2 separate regions of the Homo sapiens genome follow, and region 1 is linked to region 2. Evidence: chromatin contacts called from ENCODE Hi-C or POLR2A ChIA-PET data. All regions are on one chromosome and are shown on one strand. The core of a region is the stretch at or near the end of the contact, and the rest is flanking DNA. Distances in the headings are between cores, read along the strand shown.

What was found. Hi-C counts contacts between places; a loop is a spot of excess contacts on that map. ChIA-PET counts read pairs that join two places held with the same protein, here RNA polymerase II (POLR2A). Pooled maps may share reads with other maps.
Region 1: a loop to region 2 is called in a pooled map, with 2.3 times the contacts of the local background. The contact joins two enhancer-like sites. A Hi-C loop is called at or near these places in 3 of 37 single-sample maps with no recorded cell type and 10 of 50 pooled maps. POLR2A ChIA-PET finds 5 or more read pairs at or near these places in 3 of 52 experiments (BJ, activated CD4-positive, alpha-beta T cell and activated CD4-positive, alpha-beta memory T cell).

The regions. Positions count from the first base shown.
Region 1 is chr17:80,899,309-80,902,443 of GRCh38, forward strand. All of the region lies in intron 20 of RPTOR (regulatory associated protein of MTOR complex 1), which reads left to right. Among named protein-coding and RNA genes, the nearest start is that of CHMP6, 91 kb to the right of the region's middle. Within about 2 kb of position 1,688, at least 11 of the 41 ENCODE cell types and tissues checked have a DNase peak (open chromatin) inside an H3K27ac peak, as active enhancers do.
Region 2 is chr17:80,598,895-80,602,149 of GRCh38, forward strand. The region is part of intron 1 of RPTOR (regulatory associated protein of MTOR complex 1); the gene reads left to right. Among named protein-coding and RNA genes, the nearest start is that of RPTOR, 56 kb to the left of the region's middle. Within about 2 kb of position 1,262, at least 2 of the 41 ENCODE cell types and tissues checked have a DNase peak (open chromatin) inside an H3K27ac peak, as active enhancers do.

The DNA of each region.
Region 1 (3,135 bases), core at 438-2,937, 300 kb after region 2:
ACATATAGTGGTTAGGTTTCCAGGCTAGCCTGCAAGAGTCTTTTAAAACCTGTCTGCAGAAATTCTACTTATAAATCTACAATGAAAAAAGGTATTTAAAAATTTTTTTTTAAGTACTAGAAAATGTAAATTCATAGTATTCTGTTTTGATTACACATTTCCCCTGGCCCCGGCCACAGCTCCTGTGAATAGCTCTCTAGCGCCTCCAGCAGGTTAGTGCCACCTCTGCCCCAGTTCACGCTCATCAAGGTCAAGGTGATAGCTCCCTTCCGTCACGTGTAGGTTAGAGCAGGAGTCTGCAAACTCTTCCTGTGAAAGAGCTTTGCAGGTGGGACTGCCCCTTGGCACTTCCCCAACACTGCCAGTGTGGTGCAAAAGTAGCCAGAGACCGCGTGTAGGTGAATGAACTTGGCCATGTTGCTATGTAACCGTGTGGACTGAAGTTTGAATTTTGCGTAACTTCACATCACAAAATATTGTTCCTTTGATTTTTTTTTCAACCACTTAAAAAGTATAAGAACCATACACAGGCCATAGAAAAACAAGGCTGAGTTCAGCTCAGAGAGCCTGACAGTAGGGCACACCCTGCCCGCACCCTGGCCTCCAAGGATACTCCTGTGAGTCAGAGGGCTTGGGATTCTCCCACGGATTGGACAGATATTTTGACAGTGCCCCCACTGTGCATGCTGGGGCACAAAAGTACAGAACAGGCAAACCCAATGCCACCTGTGTCGAAGCCAGTACCATCGGCTCTGGGCATCTCCCACCCCTCCCTGCAGAAGTGGGCGTCCTCCCTCTGCAGCCAAGGGGACCGGCGTTTACTCAGGTTGACTCCTGGCCAGGAGTCGGGGACTCCTCTTTGTGCCCCAACACATCCTTCTCTCAGCCGGGCATCTGTGGCCGTCTCCTCCCCGCCTCGCAGCCACCTGAGCCAGCAGCTCTGGCCTGGTGGTCGCAGCTCTCTCCCGGGTCTCCCTGCTTCCACTGTGGCCCTCCTGGGGCCGTGTGCTCACTGTGGCCTTCCTTTTTTTTCTGAGATGGAGTTTTCCTCTTGTCACTCCAGCTAGGGTTTAATGGCGCGATCTCTGCTCACTGCCTCCCGGGTTCAAGCAATTCTCCTGCCTCAGCCTCCCAAGTAGCTGGGATTACAGGCGCATGCCACCACACCTGGCTAATTTTGTACTTTTAGTAGAGACAAAGTTTCTCCAAGTTGGTCAGGCTGGTCTCGAACTTCCAACCTCGGGTGATCTGCGCGCCTCAGCCTCCCAAAGTGCTGGGATTACAGGCATGAGCCACTGTGCTCGACTGGCCTTCTTCTTTCACAGGAAGCGACAGCAGCATCACCCCTCGGTGCTCACCTGGTGACCGTCTGCCAAGGGCCTGGTGGCCCCGCCACCCTACCTGGCCCATGCTCCATGGGGTTCTCGGTTCACTCTCGTCCCTCCACTCACACGTATCTGGCCATCAAGTAAGAATCAAAATAAAAAGTTGCACCTGGCCTGCAAGTGTGCAGAACCGCACCTTTTGTTGATCCAGGAAGCTCAAGCCAGGCAGTGTGGCGCTGGGTCACCATGGCACCATTGAGAGCTTCCGTCTGCAGGTCCCCACGCCCACAGCACCTCCCTTTCCCCCTGGGCATTTGGATACCACATGGGCATCTCCCCTTCTGCTGGCGAAGGCTACAGAAAGTTCACAGCTGTGGAGTTTCCAGGTGGCTGAACTTGCTGAGGCTGCTGTTTGCTGTGCGCGTGCCATGCCTGAGGCCCTGGGTGCTGTCCACAGGCAAGAGGGACTGCGGAGGCCCCGCCCAACTCCTGTGTGAAACTTAGCTCTTGTCTGTGATGAGTGAATGCCGTTGTTATCCTCGGTACTGGTCTCGGTGGAGTACAGGGCGAAGAATCGCAGTTTCATTTGAGGGCCACCCAGACGGGAAGCACACAGCAGCCTGGGGCCCGGACACAGGGGCTTGGCCTCCATGAGTTTTCTCCTCTGCCGGTTCTTTCTTTTCTGTCTTCTCGAAGGAGCTGGACTCCCCATTCCACCATCCTTCTTATACAATGTGATTCCTGACTTTTTTTTTTTTACTGGAGAAAACTGAGTTTTATTCGTATATCATTCAAATCTTAGGAAATTTGACAGGAAAGAGTTTCACAATGAGCTGGAGTTTAGGAAGGAAAGAAAACAAAGTCGCCCCTGCAAAGCCAGCCTCATTCATATTCAGTGAGGTGTCACTCACACCACCTGGAAACCACCGTGCTTACCTAAGTGTTTAGAAGTCATAACTTACACAGAATCCCATTGTGCACAGCACTTCCCTGTTTCCAGCCAATTTCTTCTTTCATTTCAGCCAAAGAACAGCAATCTCTTTAGTCCTTTCAGTGAAGATTGCAGAGGCTTTCAGAACCATGGCAACCTGGAGAGTCCATGTCTCCCCATCTTTCCTGGTGCCCCAGAAGCCCTGCCCCAGCGCCTCCCCATCTTTCCTGGCCCCCCAGAAGCCCCGCCCCCAGCGCCCTCCCTGCTCTGCCTTCCCCAGAGCACTTGCATTCTTACACCCTCAGTCACGTGTTTCCTTTCTTCCCCGTGGCAATGAAGCCCCTTGGCTGGTACTTGGCTTCCTTTGATCGCTGATGGAGCCCAGGTTCCCCCAGCAGTGCCTGGCCCTGGTGGGGCAGGATAAATGTTTGTGAAACTAAATGGGAACCCAGGTCTCAGCACTGTGTCAGGTTCTAGAATCTTCTTTGATGTCTCCATCCTGCTTGTTTCTCACTCAGCCCTTCGTCTGGCCTGACATCCACAAGAATCCCCTACCTCAATCCCTCCTATTTCCAGTGCCCCCATCCCACCAGGCCTCGTTGCCCTGGGTCTTGCTCTCTGCAGACCACAACTGGGCAGGCCCTCTTTCACACCAGCTCCTCACCACCCTCCAGGTGAAGCCTTCGTTAAAACCGCATTTTCTGTAGAGGCCAAACCATTGTCTGACATTCAAGGCCTTCCTTCAGCCTCCTGCCCCCCGTCTCAGCAGCAGCCGCTCCACTGCACCTGCCCGCAGCACCCCTGGCTGGCCCCTGGCCCGGCCCCTCTGCCATCCGTGCAGCTCAGAGCCAGGTGGTCTTGCCGGGAGGTTGCCTGGCC
Region 2 (3,255 bases), core at 12-2,511:
TCTATCTATCTATCTATCTATCTATCTATCTATCTTTTTGAGACTGGGTCTTGCTCTGTTGCCCAGGCTGAAATGCAGTGTTGTGATCACTGCAGCCTCAACCTCCTGAGCTCATGCAGTCCTCCCACCCCAGCCCCCCGGGAAGCTGGCAGATGGTGTTGTCCTCACATGGCCACAGGCAAGCTCTTCTTATAATGTGACCTTGACACTTCTGCCATTGTGAGTAGGGTCCCTGTTCCCTCCCGTTGAATCTGGGCTGACTCGGGACTGTAGACCAGGTTATAAAAGGCTCTCCCCTGGATCTGCTGGGGCGTGTGCTGTGAGGAAACCCCGCAGCCATGCGGTGAGGCCCTGTGAAGGTGAGCCACCATGCAGTGATTCCAGCCCCCAGAAGACACTCACCCCCAGACTTAAGTCTTCCCAGCTGAGGCCCCCTGAGACCTGTGGCGCCCTTTCCTAATTCTTGACCATGGGACCTGTGAGCATAATGAAATGATTGTTTTGTGCTGCTAAGTAAAGGGAGGTTTGTTAAGCAGCAGTGGATAACTTGAACATGTTTTGGAAGCTGGAGCCAGGTGTGGCCATAATCAAATCCCAATGCCTGCAGCTCTGGCTTTGGGATGGGGTGTTGGGCAGAAGCCTCCGGGCCTCCAGGAGAGTGCTGCTGGCTGCCTGAAGGGCCTCCTAGAAGGTAATAGGGTCTAGTATTTTAGCCTGTGGGTGGCACATGATGACTGTCCCTGCTACTCTGCCAATGTGAGAAGGCACTGCAGACGGTGTCCACCACATGGGTGCCCTGGATTTGGTCCTCAGCAGGCTGGGCTTGGCCTACTGGCTGCCTTTTGCCTACCCCGGAAGGAAAGGAGGGAACGTGTCATTGCACGCTGGAGGAAAGGGGCCCCTTGTTAGGTGGTGGTGGGAAGCCTGGTGTCATTGTTGCTGTGGGAAAGAGGAAAGTATGTGTGTATTTAATGAACTTGCTCATCTAGTTTAGGAGATTTCCAGGCAGAAAATTCAAAGTGCCACCTGGCTTCTCCTTGGTGTAAAGGAAGAGGACTTCCTGGGTTCAAAAATAAGACTGTTTCTCATTCCCAGCCTCTTCTCCAGGCTCCTCAAGTGAAGAAAGGGCTTCCGGCAAAATGCATCTGGACTGGGCTGTGAGCTCCGTTCCTAAGGCTTCAGATTGAGATCCAAGTGCAGTGTCTGGCCTTTCAGCTGGAGGAGAGGCCTGCAGATTCTTGCATTAAATCCCGTCTGGCCTCTAAGAGTCCAAAGGGCGTTGTCATGCCACAGCCTCTTCTGGGAGCCCAGGAGGTAAAGGGCTTGTCTCTTTATGGGTGTGGCTTGTCTAATGGAGGAGATTATGAGTTAATACACAAAAAGGCCACCAAGTGTTTTTAAAGAAATTATGTGTCTGCCTGGACTGAAAGGAGCAGAGGCAATACAAAATGAAAATAAGTCTTTGGGCCCCCAGACTTCTGTGAGGAGGAAGCAGGCTGTGAAAATCACCCAGCTGTAAATGTGGGGTACTTTTCATGGAAAATGAAGTATATCTGAGAAGGCGGAGCTGAGATCCCAGAAAACAAGCCCCAGGTACCAGGACAGAGCCCTGATGGAGGTGCTGGCGCTGTGTGCCTGCCTCGAGTGGCTGTCCTGGGTGGGACATTGTGTGTGGGGTGTGGGTGTGTCTGGGTCAGCTCTTTAGACCTGGATTGGGAAGAACGGGGATGGAAGAGGGGTGGACTTGAGGAACTGCATGTTCCTGCACACAGGCTTCTCAGCTGGGCAGGGTTTAGGTGACGAGACCCCAGACTTCAAGCTGATAGCAGTAATCGGACAGGCCTTGGGGGCCCTGGGGAGGTGTCAGGTTCATTTTGCATGTGGGAGGATGTGACGTGTGGTGGCCAGAGGATGGACAGTGGCAGATCGTATTTTCCAGAGATGACCGCAGCAGCATCTCCCGCCGCACGTGCCCTCTCTGCAGTGTAACTGTGAAACGCCTCCCAAGATGACCGCAGCAGCGTCTCCCGCCGCACGTGCCCTCTCTGCAGTGTAACTGTGAAACGCCTCCCATTGAGAGGCGAAGTTGCTGTTCTTTCCCTTGGATCTGGATGGGCTGTGACTGGATGGGAAATGGCGCTCTTGGCTGGTGTGCTGAGGACGACATACCGTTCACCTGGTTCTCTCAGAACCCAAGACCAGCCCCATCGGAGAGGCTGCCAGAGGAGGCCATGGGAGGAGGTGGTTTCTCATTAACAGCGACCACCACTGTCAGCCGCCAGATGTGTGAGTGGTGAAGCTTCTGGTGGTGCCAGTGCCAGCCACTGAGCCATCACCGGCCTTTGCATCTTGCCTGCTGAGGACCCGGACATTGTGGAGCAGAGACAGGGTGTCCCCTCCCTTCCCTTCCTGAATTCCTGCCCCTGCAGGAAGGAGAAAATGATTGCTGGCCATCACTGAGGGTTGGGGACCTGGCTGTGCAGCCGCAGCGCCGGCGGGCCGCTCTCCCACATCTCAGGGGCACGCAGGTTCCGTGCCAGGGATGGCTGGTCAGGCCCCGCAGATGGGCAGAACTTCTCATCCCACACATCCCAGCCTTCTTTAAACTTCCCTGGCAGATTATTTTATGGTTTTGCTGCTGTTGGTGAAGATGGTTCAGTCTTTTTTTTTTTTTTTTTAAATTTATTTTTTTATTGATAATTCTTGGGTGTTTCTCACAGAGGGGGATTTGGCAGGGTCATGGGACAATAGTGGAGGGAAGGTCAGCAGATAAACAAGTGAACAAAGGTCTCTGGTTTTCCTAGGCAGAGGACCCTGCGGCCTTCCGCAGTGTTTGTGTCCCTGATTACTTGAGATTAGGGATTGGTGATGACTCTTAACGAGCATGCTGCCTTCAAGCATCTGTTTAACAAAGCACATCTTGCACCGCCCTTAATCCATTTAACCCTGAGTGGACACAGCACATGTTTCAGAGAGCACAGGGTTGGGGGTAAGGTCACAGATCAACAGGATCCCAAGGCAGAGGAATTTTTCTTAGTGCAGAACAAAATGAAAAGTCTCCCATGTCTACTTCTTTCTACACAGACACGGCAACCATCCGATTTCTCAATCTTTTCCCCACCTTTCCCGCCTTTCTATTCCACAAAGCCGCCATTGTCATCCTGGCCCGTTCTCAATGAGCTGTTGGGCACACCTCCCAGACGGGGTGGTGGCCGGACAGAGGGGCTCCTCACTTCCCAGTAGGGGCGGCCGGGC